Linked DNA regions of Homo sapiens: region 1 is linked to region 2. A link is a contact called in ENCODE Hi-C or POLR2A ChIA-PET data. All regions are on one chromosome and are shown on one strand. The core of a region is the stretch at or near the end of the contact, and the rest is flanking DNA. Distances in the headings are between cores, read along the strand shown. Region 1 holds the start of ZNF775 (zinc finger protein 775). Region 2 holds the start of GIMAP4 (GTPase, IMAP family member 4).

Region 1 (5,726 bases), core at 3,064-5,563, 190 kb after region 2:
GCTGGTCTTCCATAGGAGACCCCCACAGAAACTGGCCTCTCCAGTCCCAGCCCATGCCCAGCCAATGCCTCCCTGCCATGCTGCCCCTTTCTATAGCCTCATCCTTCTCAACTCCACCGGGTCCCCAGCGCCTCCCTGCCCTCCTGCAGCCCATACCTGACTGCTATGTCCTCACCCAGTCCTCTCTCCCTGTGAGACCCCTCACTCAGGTTAGCCCCAGGGAGCGGGGGCTTGCTCCCACACCTGCGCGTCCCTCATATGCAGAAGGTGTGTAATGTGTATTGAATGAATGAACGGATGAGTGAATGAAACAATGGAGGACCCAAGAGGTGGCTCCTCAGGCTCCAGTCTTCTGTCACTATTAAGAAATCCCTCAGGACCAGGCAATGGTATTCTCTGCCTCTGATTTCAGTTAATAGCAGATGTTTTTAATTTAAATATATGATCATAGGGACATAAGAAACTGATGTAAATGCTAAACCACACACAAACACACCCAGATACAATCATATCTAAATACAGCTAAGTAAACAAAAGTTCAAAGACACAAAACTACGTGAGAACACCTGCAAAACTGTCTATGCAAATACAGAGAATGTGAGATATTTTTTAAAACTCACAGACACACCTACAGATCCACAGACACACAAACGTGCCACTGTGAACCAGGGCAGCACGAATCACTGCACAGCACACTTAGGAACACAGAACTGCAAAGCCACCCATGACACAAGTATCCTTGTACACCCATGGCCATCCCATCAGGGTCACTTGCTCCGAGGAAAAGAACTCAGAGAGGTAGAAACAGAAGCAACATACCCTCATCGAGCCAGGAGGCCGGGGCCATAAGTCACCGTTGGATGACCTGCGCTGGGGTGGGATAAGTCAGCAGGAGCTGCAGCTGGCTGGAGAGACGTTACAGCAAGACAGAAAGCCCTAGAGACAATGAGCCTGTGTCCGGCAAGCCTGGTGCAGCCTAAGATCCTCAGGGCCTGGCCTGTGGGCTCTGGCCCAAGGGGATGCAGCGGGCCCTCTCCCCTTCAGCCATCTTTGGGTGACCCTCAGCCGCCACCTGGCTGGCTCCTCAGCCCTAGTCTCCCCCTAGAAGCCCACTGCCTGAGGCTGGCAGGGATGTCCTTCTCAAGGCCACCCTTCCTGGTCCCTCCCCTCAGGACCCCATGTCTTAATCAAGAACCCCAAGTCCCAGCCCACCCACCACTGAGCCGCTGCTAGTCCCTGGCCAGTCATTGCAGCGCTTTGAGCTCAGGTTCTTGAAGGCGCAGGTGAACGGAAATACCTGCTCCCTGAGTTTGGGAGGAGCACCACAGGGCGGCAAGCCTGAGCCGGATGCATCGGGCAGTATCTGTACAAGCCTCTCTGCCAGCGTCCCCGCTGCCACTCACTCCTCCTAAGCCATCACTCCTTCCAGCCAGTTGGGAATCTCAGAGGCCCCCAGCGCCACACAGGAGCCTCCACGCTCCACCATGCAGGAGGAAGAGGGTTTGCCACGGCTCTGGTTGTGGCACTGTCTGCAGAGCCCTCCACTTACCAGGGTGGTTCTGCATGCCCCTCCCAGAGGTCCCAGCCCAAACCAGGTGGGCATCCCCTCCCCCACCTGGAGGCCTCCATCCCCACACCCAGCATCAGGCACCCTGAAGCCTCCCACAACTCCCCTGTCCCACCCCCCATGACCCACCCTGCTCCTCTCCAACTTCCCGGATCCCACTCAGCACAAGGCCACCCCCACTGTGACCACTCTCCCAGCCCTGACCCTTCCCCTCTTCCTACTCCACCATCTTCAGACCTCAGTCTCCCAAACACCCCAGTCCTCAATCTGGGGAGGGAACAGAGGAGGGGAGCCAAGGGAAAGGGCGGGCCACTGTCCAACCCAAAGAACAGGCCATAGTGGAAAAAGCCGCTGAGAGGCCCCAGACAGGGACTGAGATTGGGTTTGCTTCTGGTTAGCCACATGATCCCAGGCAAACCACTTTCCTTCTCTGGGCCTCAGTTTCCCCACCTGAAAATGGAAATAACGCTTGCTCGTGGTACAGAATTGTTATATCAAGTGGGGCGGGGGCGGTGGGGGGTGGGGATGGCGGGACGCAAACAGTGTGAGAGGACTCTGAGAGACATTCCCAAGGTGCAAGACAAATTCGATTTAGGTCGTTGCTGTTGCCATCACCCGCTCCCCACTCAGGGTTATAAGAACTGTACCTCAGGGTATGAACAGCCAGCCTGGTTTCATGGCTTCAGTTTGCTCCCCTCGACATTCCCAGGAGACCTGATCTGCATGCAAGCAGGTCACTTGCCTTATCCACTATGCCTGCCCACCTCCCAGAGGTCCCCAATTCAACCCCAGCCATGATCCTGAGGTACCTCCTTCCAAGACTTCCTTCACCGGCCAGAGGTAAACACGCTTGCTGGAACTGTCCCACCCACACCTCCCCTGCGCCACACCCCTGGCCCCCTCCTCCTCACCCACCTCCCTTCAGAGGCGAGAGCTGCACTTACATTCCTCGGCCCCAATTCTAATATTCAGGAACCTGTCAGGGCCTGCATCTGAGCTGAAGGCCGAGGATAAACCCAGCTGCTAACAATCTCTGAAGAGGTGTCACATTTTAATTAATAAACACGTTTGCATCCCTTGCTGCATTCAAAGGACCTTGGGAAAGCAAAGTGAGATGGAGCAGGGACCCCTTCAGGCACCTGCTGTGCCCTCCAATCATGAAAATAAAGGAAAATCTTGAGTTCTTTCCAGGGAAATTCCAGGCACCTAGCTGGTCCTGAGAAGTAAATGTGCAACCTGATAAGAAGGTAATCGTAGCTAAAATAATAGCAAGGAAGTCAGACCACACGAAACGTGTGGTTGCCTAAAGAAACTAAAGGTAACATCTTAGCATATGTCCTTGAGTTGTTTTTCAGAAACCCAGACCCCCACCAAATGGACTTGCTGGCACGCACACCTCGGATAAGAGGGAACTGAGAACTCAACTCTGCTCATCTTTCCCCATTGCACCCCGACACGCCCCATCCTCTCGTGGCTCTTGAACTCACCGTGTCCTCGCACCCTGTGACCAACCTTGGAAGGCCCTTGCTCAGTTCTCCCCTTCCCAGCCCAGATTAGGGATCGCTTTGACCAGGAAGCCTTTTTGGACACACCAGGCACAGCCAGGAATCCCTTCTCTGTTTAACCTGTGCACCTAGGACCATCTACATGGAATCATCATTGTCATCAATTTGTTAGTCTGCACAAGACTACATGCATCTTAACACAGGGTCCTTCTCTCTCCCCTGCACCCAGTACAGGCTCCACACACAGTAATCCATTAATAAAAACTGTCATAAGGGAACACTTAAATAAAAGAAATTTCAGTACAAAACAGATTTGAAGCACGGAAGCATGAACCTTCAAGCTGAAAGGAGACAACTGCCATCTAATCTCTTCATTTTACAGATGAACATGGGAACAGTTAGCTGTGAAGCCTTGGGCTGTCGTCCGCCTCCAACCCCTGGGGCTCTGACCACACCCAGCCCCAGCTCAGATCATCTTGCTCAAAGGGCCGAAGGAGGACCCATCTCCACACCTTCCACATGTAGATATCCTCAACGTTCTTCACAGAGGGGATGCCCGCACCCCGCCCCACCGAGTTCGCGGCTGCTGTGCCCATCTTCCTAGAGAGGAGTTCTCCGCCACACCCGACACCACACACTTCCAACTTCTGCGGTGCTTCCCTCTCACTTATCTCCACCCCCAATCCTTATCCCCGCTCGTTTAATCACACATTTATTGGTCACCTACTATGTGTCTGTCACTCTGCAGCGAGCATTGGGGTTCCTGCCCCCAGAAACTGATCTATCAGGGAGGCGAACAGGGACGGGGAACTCGGAACAACGGGACAGCCCAGGAGAGACCGCCCGCGGGCGACCCCTCTACTCGCCACCGCGTCCTCCCTCCATTCTCACTAGCCTCCCTCCTAACCTCGCTGCCCTGGCCTGGCGCCCTCCCCACCCTCGGCCGCGCCCCTTTCCCCTCGGCTGTGTCGGGGCAGAGGGAACGCTTGAGACCCGGGGCTCGGGGGGCGCGCGGGGCTCGGGGCACCCCAGGCCCCCGCCCCATCCCTCCGCCCCAGCCCGGGCCGGGCGGAGGCAGCACGGGAGGAGCGGGGCCGGGCGCTGGTCCATCCCTCGCACCGCCCCTCCCCGCCCAAAATGCAGAGGGACTCGGAGGGAGGCGACGGGGAAATAAATACCTTTGACTTTGTGGCTAAGGTTAACGGGAACTGCCACCCCGAGGGCGACTTGGGCACCGGGCTCCCGGCCCTGGCCATTCCCGGGGCAGGCGGGGCGGGCACGGGTGCCTGATTGGCTGGCGGGCCTGGCCATCCCCGGGGCCGCCCAGCCACTCCATTGGCTGCGCCGCTCAGATGACCCGCCCGGCCCTATCGGAGCAGCCCGCGGGGCGGCTCCTTTGTTCTCTGGAGCCAATAGCCGAGGGGGGAGGGCTGACCTCGCCCCCGGCGGGCGCGCAAGGCCCGGGCGCCGTGAGCGCGCTAGCCGCCGGCCGCGGGGAGGAGACCTTGGGAGGTCGGGCCCCAGATGGCCGGCGGCGTCCTGGCACCCCTGCCAGGCCTGGACTCCGCGTGCGACCCCGTTGTAACGCCTGAACTCAGCGCACGTTCGCCGAGCGCCACAGCGCGCCGGACGCTGTTTCTCCCTGCTGGGGACCCATCAGGGCCCGGACAGAAACCCCGGCTGAGGCTGTGGCTGCCCTCAAGCCGCGATAGCCCCACCGTGGGGTGTGATAACTTTTAGGGTTCACTACGAGGGACCTTAGAAATCATTATACCCGACCCCTTCGTTTTCTGTTTCAGGGAGGTGGTCTCGCTCAGACCCCAGTGGCGCGATCATGGCTCAGTGCAACCTCGAACCCGTGGCTCAACCGAACCTCCCAACCTGCTAACTTTTTAAATATTTTGTAGAGATGGGGGTCTCGCCATGTTGCCCAGGCTGGTCTCGAACTCTTGAGCTTAAGTGACCCTGCGGCCTCGGCCTCCCAAAGTGCTGGGATTACAAACCCGCGCCCGGCCTAATCCCTTTGTTTTCTAGCTGAGGAACGGCTCTGAGGTTACGTTACTAGGTCGGGTTACTAGGTAGGGTTCCCGTGAGCGGAATCATCTCCGCCCAGTTGCCACCCCGGTCCAGACTGCCAGACCTTCAGGAAGGAGTATCTTCGCAACTCCCCACCCCATTGTAAGGAAATTCCTCACACTTCTCCCTCAAAGGGGGCGCAGCTGGGTCAACTCCCACTGGCAGGATGCTCTCCGGAGCTGCTAGAAGCTGCCTCTGGGGCATGAGGTAGATACAGACAGAAGCTGGGCCTCTGAGACTCTACAAACGGTTGCTGTTGGGCAGGCGGACCTTATTTTCTTCAGTCAACAGCTGATTAAACATTTGCCACAGGCCCGGCTGCGGTTTAGCCTCAGTAGCACAGCAGGAACTGGGGACTGAGATTCGATTTTGTCACTAACTTCATGTGTACTTTTTATAAAAGATACTTTTCTGTTTCTGGACTTTGACTTATTCGTCTATAAAATAGGGTTAATAATTTTCTAGTTGCCTGCATACCTTACTGAGTTTTTACCGTTAATTTGGTTATATTATCTATAGAAGGATTTGTAAAATACAAAATCATACACACCCTATAAAGAGGCCACACATCACTAGCT
Region 2 (6,141 bases), core at 3,175-5,674:
AATAGCTGTTTGTACCTTTATTTTTTCTTTTTGAGACGGAGTTTCACTCTTGTTGCCCAGGCTGAAGTGCAGTGGCATGATCTCGGCTCACTACAACCTCTGCCTCCTGGGTTCAAGCGATTCTCCTGCCTCAGCCTCCCAAGTAGCTGAGATTACAGGCATGCACCACCATGCCCGGATAATTTTTGTATTTTTAGTAGAGACGGGGTTTCGCCATGTTGATCAGGCCGGTCTCAAACTGCTGACCTCAGATGATCCACCCGCCTCGGCCTCCCAAAGCGCTGGGATTACGGGCATGAGCCACTGCACCCGGCCAGCTGTTTCTTTCTAAATAAGGTCGTGCAGGGAGTAACCCAAGATTTGACTTTAGCATATCTGTAGTGGAGATTTATTTTCCCAATTTATATTCAAAATGAAGCATTTCTTCTTCCCATTAAGAAGCCAGGGAAGTGGGTTATGCAACTTATCATTATTCTTAAAATACACCTTCCCACGTTTGATAACCAGAATTCTGGGATGAAAGAAGCGTATTTCCGAAAGTGATGTGACTGAGAACACTGGATACAGGAAGGCTAAGATTATCTAAGGAAAAACGTGGGCTGGCGTTCACATTTTTAGTTAGCATCACAGCAGAAGGCTCTGTCCTAAGGATATCCTGAGGGCATTTTTTGGCCATAGGGAAGGAAGTAGGAGAATCATGGGAGGCAAAATGACAAAGCACCAAAGGCCAGCTCCAACACTGCAACAGTTAGTCAGTGTTGAGAGCATATGGTGACAATCCATGGAGGAGATTGTAAATGTAGCCACAATCTATTCCCATCCCTGGATGCATGCCTCTGGGATGTAGATTTGCAGTTCCTCCCATCAAGATGCTATCTGTCTCTTCAACTGTTGAATCTGGGTGGGCCTTATGACTTGCTCTGGACAGTAGGACAGTAGAAAGCCTGGTGCAAGCAGAGACTCCAAAAGTGCTTATGCACTGTGGCTTGCCTTTTCTTTCTGCTCCTCCTGCAACTGCCTTAAAAGGAAGCCTGGACTAGCCTTCTTGATGATAACAACAAGGCCCAGTTATCTCTATTACCCTTGCTGTCTGAGAGCTTGCTAACTACCAGACATGTCCATAAGGCTATCCAAGACCATTCAGTTGCATACCAGGCACTAGCTTACCCCAGATGCATGAGTGAGTGCCTGAGATGAGCCAAGCTGGTCCAGACCCAAGAACAGCCCAGTGAACCCACAGAATTAAGAACCAACTAAATGGCTGATGTTTTAAGCTATGAAACTTTGGGATAGTTTATTAAACCAGCAAAATCTCAACTGATATAGTCAATTTCTATGGGTAAGGAAGAAAATGGAGGGTCATGTGATACACTGAATGAGCCAGCCAGTTTAATTTGTTGGTTATAGTGAGACCACCAGGAGCTGGGAAATTAGATACCAGGGTGAGGGACAATTACTCCCACATTCCTCATTCCCAGTTCTCCTCCAGGCTGAAGAAAGGGGCAGAAAAACAATCAGATAGGCTACAACCAGCTGTTCTGGTGTGTCCATGTTGTAGGAAGCAGGAGGTAAGAAACTGTGCCGAGCCCTGGGTCAATCAGAGGATATTTAATCTCTCTTCTGCTTAGCTGCTTAGCCACACCATGGGCAGAAAGTGCAGAGGGTCAAGAAAGATGAAAGAGCAGGTCAAATGAGGAGAAAATGAGAAAAGAGGTTGGAAATATTTTTCTCCTGCTCAAATGGGGACTGGGTGGCAAGGCAGGAGAACCCCACCCCTATTCCCCCCCAAATCCCCCACCCCCACCTGCTAACCTCCCTGCAGCCTGGTCTGGGGAGCACTGAATGCCCTCTCACCATAACTGGCCCCTGGTGTGCTGGGGTTGAAGCTCATACTGCCGTATTGGGCTGCCATTGTCGCTTGAACTCCTGTAGATCAAGAAACATAACCATGTCATTTTAGGGAAATGGAAGCAACTAGAATCCCTGACTGCCTGTAGTCAACAACAACTTTCTTTTTGCCATGAGCTTGCTACATTGATTTCTCCTGCTCCATTTCCCAAAAGTCTCCTCAACCCTCCATTTTCAGTTTCATTTTCAGATTGTTCCTTTTTCTTTACACAAACATAAATGCTTCCAGTGCTTCCTCACAGGGGTTCTGGCCCCTTCCCCCCTCTATCTAGAGATTCGTGGCTTGGATGTGTTTATATGAGGTCTGTAGCCTACACCCTCCTCAGAGTTCCAAACTTTTATATCTCCCTCAGCTTATAAAAGTTCCAAACTTTTGTATCTCACTCCATTTGGCTATTTCATGGGCATCTCAAACAGAACCTGGCCGAAATTAAGCCCTGACCTCCACATCCTGTCTGCCTTCCTGGCTCCCCGCTCAGCAGATGGCACCAACATCTAGCCCCGTGGCTCCTGCAGAACTTTGGGGTCATCTACAACTCTTTTATCCTCTCTCTCTCATCAGCCCATCACCAAATCCTATTGATTCCACTTCCAAAAAACTCGAAATTACCCATTTCTCTCCATCTTTGTGCTAATACAACCCACTGTCAATTGTATACAACTTAACAGGCTTCTAATTGATCATCTCCCCTTCAATCCCTTTTCTACTCTACAATCAGATGTTCTTTTAAAACTAAAATTTGATATTTTTTCTTGTTTAAATTTCCTAGTGGCTTACTATTGGTTTCAAAATAACTGAAGTCCTCAGAATGGCCCATAGGCCCTGTGTGATCAGCTCTCTCCTCTCTCCTATGTGTGAGCCACACTACCCTCAATGTTCTGGAAATCTAGGCTCCTTCCACCTTCAAGGCCTTTGCAGTTATCATTCCTTCTCTTTGGAGCACTCACCCTCCAACCTAGTGCCCAGCTTGTTCCTGCTCAACCCGCAGGCCTCGGCTCTCCAGAGAGTCTTCCCCAACACCACTGTCTACCAGCAACACCCTCTGTTATGATCCACTGCACCCCAGAGGCTTCTTACAGAATATGTATTACTTTAGGAAGTTAATTGCTTGATTTTTTTACTGTCTCCTCTTATACTACAAGCTTTGTGATGAGAAGACCACATATGTCTTGTATTTCTCATTATTCCCTGGGGACAAGCACAATACTGGGCAAAGAATGGTTATCGATCATTGTTAAATAAATAAATGGATAATCTCCCTGCTTCTTGCCTTTGATTGATCATTATGTCCAGCCCACATCTGATCTGTGAAAATGACAATCCATTCCTTTATTAATTAATATGTAGTGTTATAGAAACATGGTATTAATTTTAAATGTTTTATTTCATTGCTACCTACAAACATTTTGCAATGGAGAAAGATATTTGAAGAACTCTTATTGGAGCAGACTTTGAACAAAACAGGCAGAAAATGGTAGTTGTTAAAGACAGAGTCACCTCATAGGAAGCCAACAAATATGAAACACTGTGAAAAGCCAGATATTTCTTTTGAATGACTATTTCTTTATCCTTCAAGAATAGGGTATAGGAAACAGCTTCTTGTAAACAAGAGAAATCATGGCATTTTTTAAAAATCAGCTTTGGTGGCTGGTGTTAGGAGAGAGGATAGGACACCAGCAAGAAGAAAACAATACTGTGACATTCTGGGTTTTTGTGACATTCTCTGGGTGTTTCTTCATATCCTCCTTCTAGTGTGTGGGCTCTTTAATGCTGCTCTGCTGTTAATAATTCAGAGGCAAAGCCAGGAGACTGTGCTTCTGTAGGTGCTGACTTCAGGTGGCTGAATTCTCCTCTCTCTGCCTAAGGAACAAGCACCCATCAGCATCCAGCTTCTCCTGAACTGTAGAGAGTCACACCAGGTGGCATCTCCCTCCTCCTACCCGCTAAAGGGGAGCTCAATGCCCAGTAAACCCAGGACTGTCCCTGAGGAGACAGTTTCCCTAACGGGCAGCTCCGAGCAGACAGTTAACCCTGTAACAAGACCTCAGACTGCAGAGCCTCCAATCCTGACCTGGGTGCAGTCTTTGTGGGGCCACATATGGAGCTGTGCCCCTTACACATCCCAATGTTCCTCTTCCCACCAGCTCCCCCAGAGCTAATTCTGTCCGCTCACCCAACTTTATCCCTGGAAGAATCAAAGTTTCTATATAAATTCCACAACCAGCGAGAGGAAACATTTATTTGTAAAACAAGTATCCTCTGAGCAGCAATCTCTGGAAGAGGCATTGATTTGTAGGGCTCAGCCTTGAAAACAGATCACAGCCTAAAATTAGCAAAGCCAGGAAACGGGAACCAGCGAGAATATAGTCTGAAAACATGTTTACCAGACGATTTAAGATACAGGTCCCTCCTCACCAAAATCGCACATTCGTCCCGACCCCCACCACACACACCCCTATTCCCTTACCTGAAAAATCAGGATCTTGCACCCCTCTCTGATTTTGCACACAATACTAAGCCAGGATGTTGAGAAACAGGAGAAGAGAGGAAGTGAGGGGAGGAGCTGTCCAGATTTACTTGTGCAAGGGACCTGCCCACCTGATCATCCAGCAGCTCTAATAGAACTTTCTGCAGGGATGGGGTTGTTCTGTGCTGTCCAAGATGGTGACCCTTAGCCACACGTGACTACTGAGCGCTTGAAATGTGACGAGTGTGATTGCAGTTCTGAATTTTAAATTTTATTTTGTTTCAATTTATTTAAAGTTAAATAGCTACTCCATTGTCAGAATTCTAAAAGGCAAAGTCAGGCAGAACAACTTGCACCAGGCATTTTCCCCAGAAGGAAAGAAGGAATATTCAGCTTGGTATGCCTGGTGGCTACCATACTGAACCTTGCAAAGGCTCTGCAGTGAGACAAAAAACATGGGTCATGCTGTGACATTCTGGAAGAAACTTCTGGGCCAAAACTAGAGAGTTATCAGTTATTCTGAAAGACCCTTGAGCCCCTGAACCCCTGCTCAGCACAACAGGCCTCCCAGCTAAGCCCCCATACCCCTTTCTCCCAGTACCTCAGGTATGTCCTCTGAGTCCACAGTGTGTCCTTATTTCCAGGGTATGTCCATGAGTCATCTGCTAGAAGCAAAAGAGAGTAAATGACTTTCACTGGACTGACTAGGATGGGCCCAAAATTCACCTCCTGAGATGGTCCTGGAACCACTGAAATATTCTAAACACTGACATCTGACACTACTTACCACTAAAATGGAAACTTTGAGAGTATTGTAATGGGGTCCCAGCTCACCGTTATAACCAGTTATTTTTCCATTGTAAAAGGGGTCTCAATTTACCATTATACCCCACAGCTGAGACCTTATTTAGAATTACATAGCACTTTAGTAATTATAAAATTGCTAATAATTCTAAAGAGAACTGTAAGAGAAAGACATACATTTCTTTGAGGATAGAATGTGATTGGCCCTGGGTATACAAGCACAGGATGGCTACACTAAAAAGCAGAACAAGGCAATGGAATACATCTTGCACCAACAGTAAGGATAATTTACATTCCAGAGCAACATGACTTAAATAACAAAGACCACTTGGTCCCTTGGTTTGACAGGCAAACGAAGGCAAGTCCAAAAGAACAGGCAGCATGAGAAAGCATCTCCGCGATTCTGAACTGAGATACCTTAAAAGACTAGGATTATATTTTGTTTCTGAAGCCTAAACCTGGCTAGAAGGTATATATTATTCTATTTAATTACAGAAATTGATGCAAAATATAGTATTTATTTTTAGTACTATTAAAGCACTGGATCATTACTTAGGGAATCTTTATTCAGGTTACAGGGATCACTGCAGTAGGAAAGTTCTCTGTTAGGGACTACATTTGCAGTGAGCACCACGTTTCATCTAATGCTTTAACAATAAAGCAATGTGTAGACAAAAATGTCTACATTAAAGATCCAGAAATGAAAACAATAATTTGTGATACCACATTAAAAATTTAGAAAAGGAACAGCAAATTGAACCTAAAGTAAGGAGGATGAAGGAAATACTAAAGGGAAGAAATCTTGAAACAGAAAAAAAAAATAGAGAAAACCAATAAAATCAAACATGAATTCTTTGGAAATAATTAATAAAATTGATAAGCCTCTATCTACATAAATCAAGAAAAGGGGCAAAACATACAGTATACAAGTTATTAATATCAGGAATGGGAACGAGATCAT

The links. Hi-C counts contacts between places; a loop is a spot of excess contacts on that map. ChIA-PET counts read pairs that join two places held with the same protein, here RNA polymerase II (POLR2A). Pooled maps may share reads with other maps.
Region 1: a map of endothelial cell of umbilical vein shows a loop between it and region 2 (2.1-fold over the local background). The contact joins the promoter of ZNF775 here to the promoter of GIMAP4 in region 2. A Hi-C loop is called at or near these places in 1 of 168 maps with a recorded cell type or tissue (endothelial cell of umbilical vein) and 4 of 50 pooled maps. POLR2A ChIA-PET finds 5 or more read pairs at or near these places in 1 of 52 experiments (naive thymus-derived CD4-positive, alpha-beta T cell).

Annotation. Positions count from the first base shown.
Region 1 is chr7:150,377,917-150,383,642 of GRCh38, reverse strand. ZNF775 (zinc finger protein 775) reads right to left here and starts at 4,313. Exons shown (of 3, transcript NM_173680.4): 1 at 4,251-4,313. ZNF775-AS1 (ZNF775 antisense RNA 1) reads left to right here. Exons shown (of 2, transcript NR_183445.1): 2 at 3,455-3,798. RefSeq lists enhancers at 843-1,801, 3,095-3,154, 5,165-5,324 and a silencer at 3,945-4,754.
Region 2 is chr7:150,565,673-150,571,813 of GRCh38, reverse strand. GIMAP4 (GTPase, IMAP family member 4) reads right to left here and starts at 4,424. Exons shown (of 3, transcript NM_018326.3): 1 at 4,377-4,424; 2 at 1,855-1,926. The coding sequence starts at 1,912.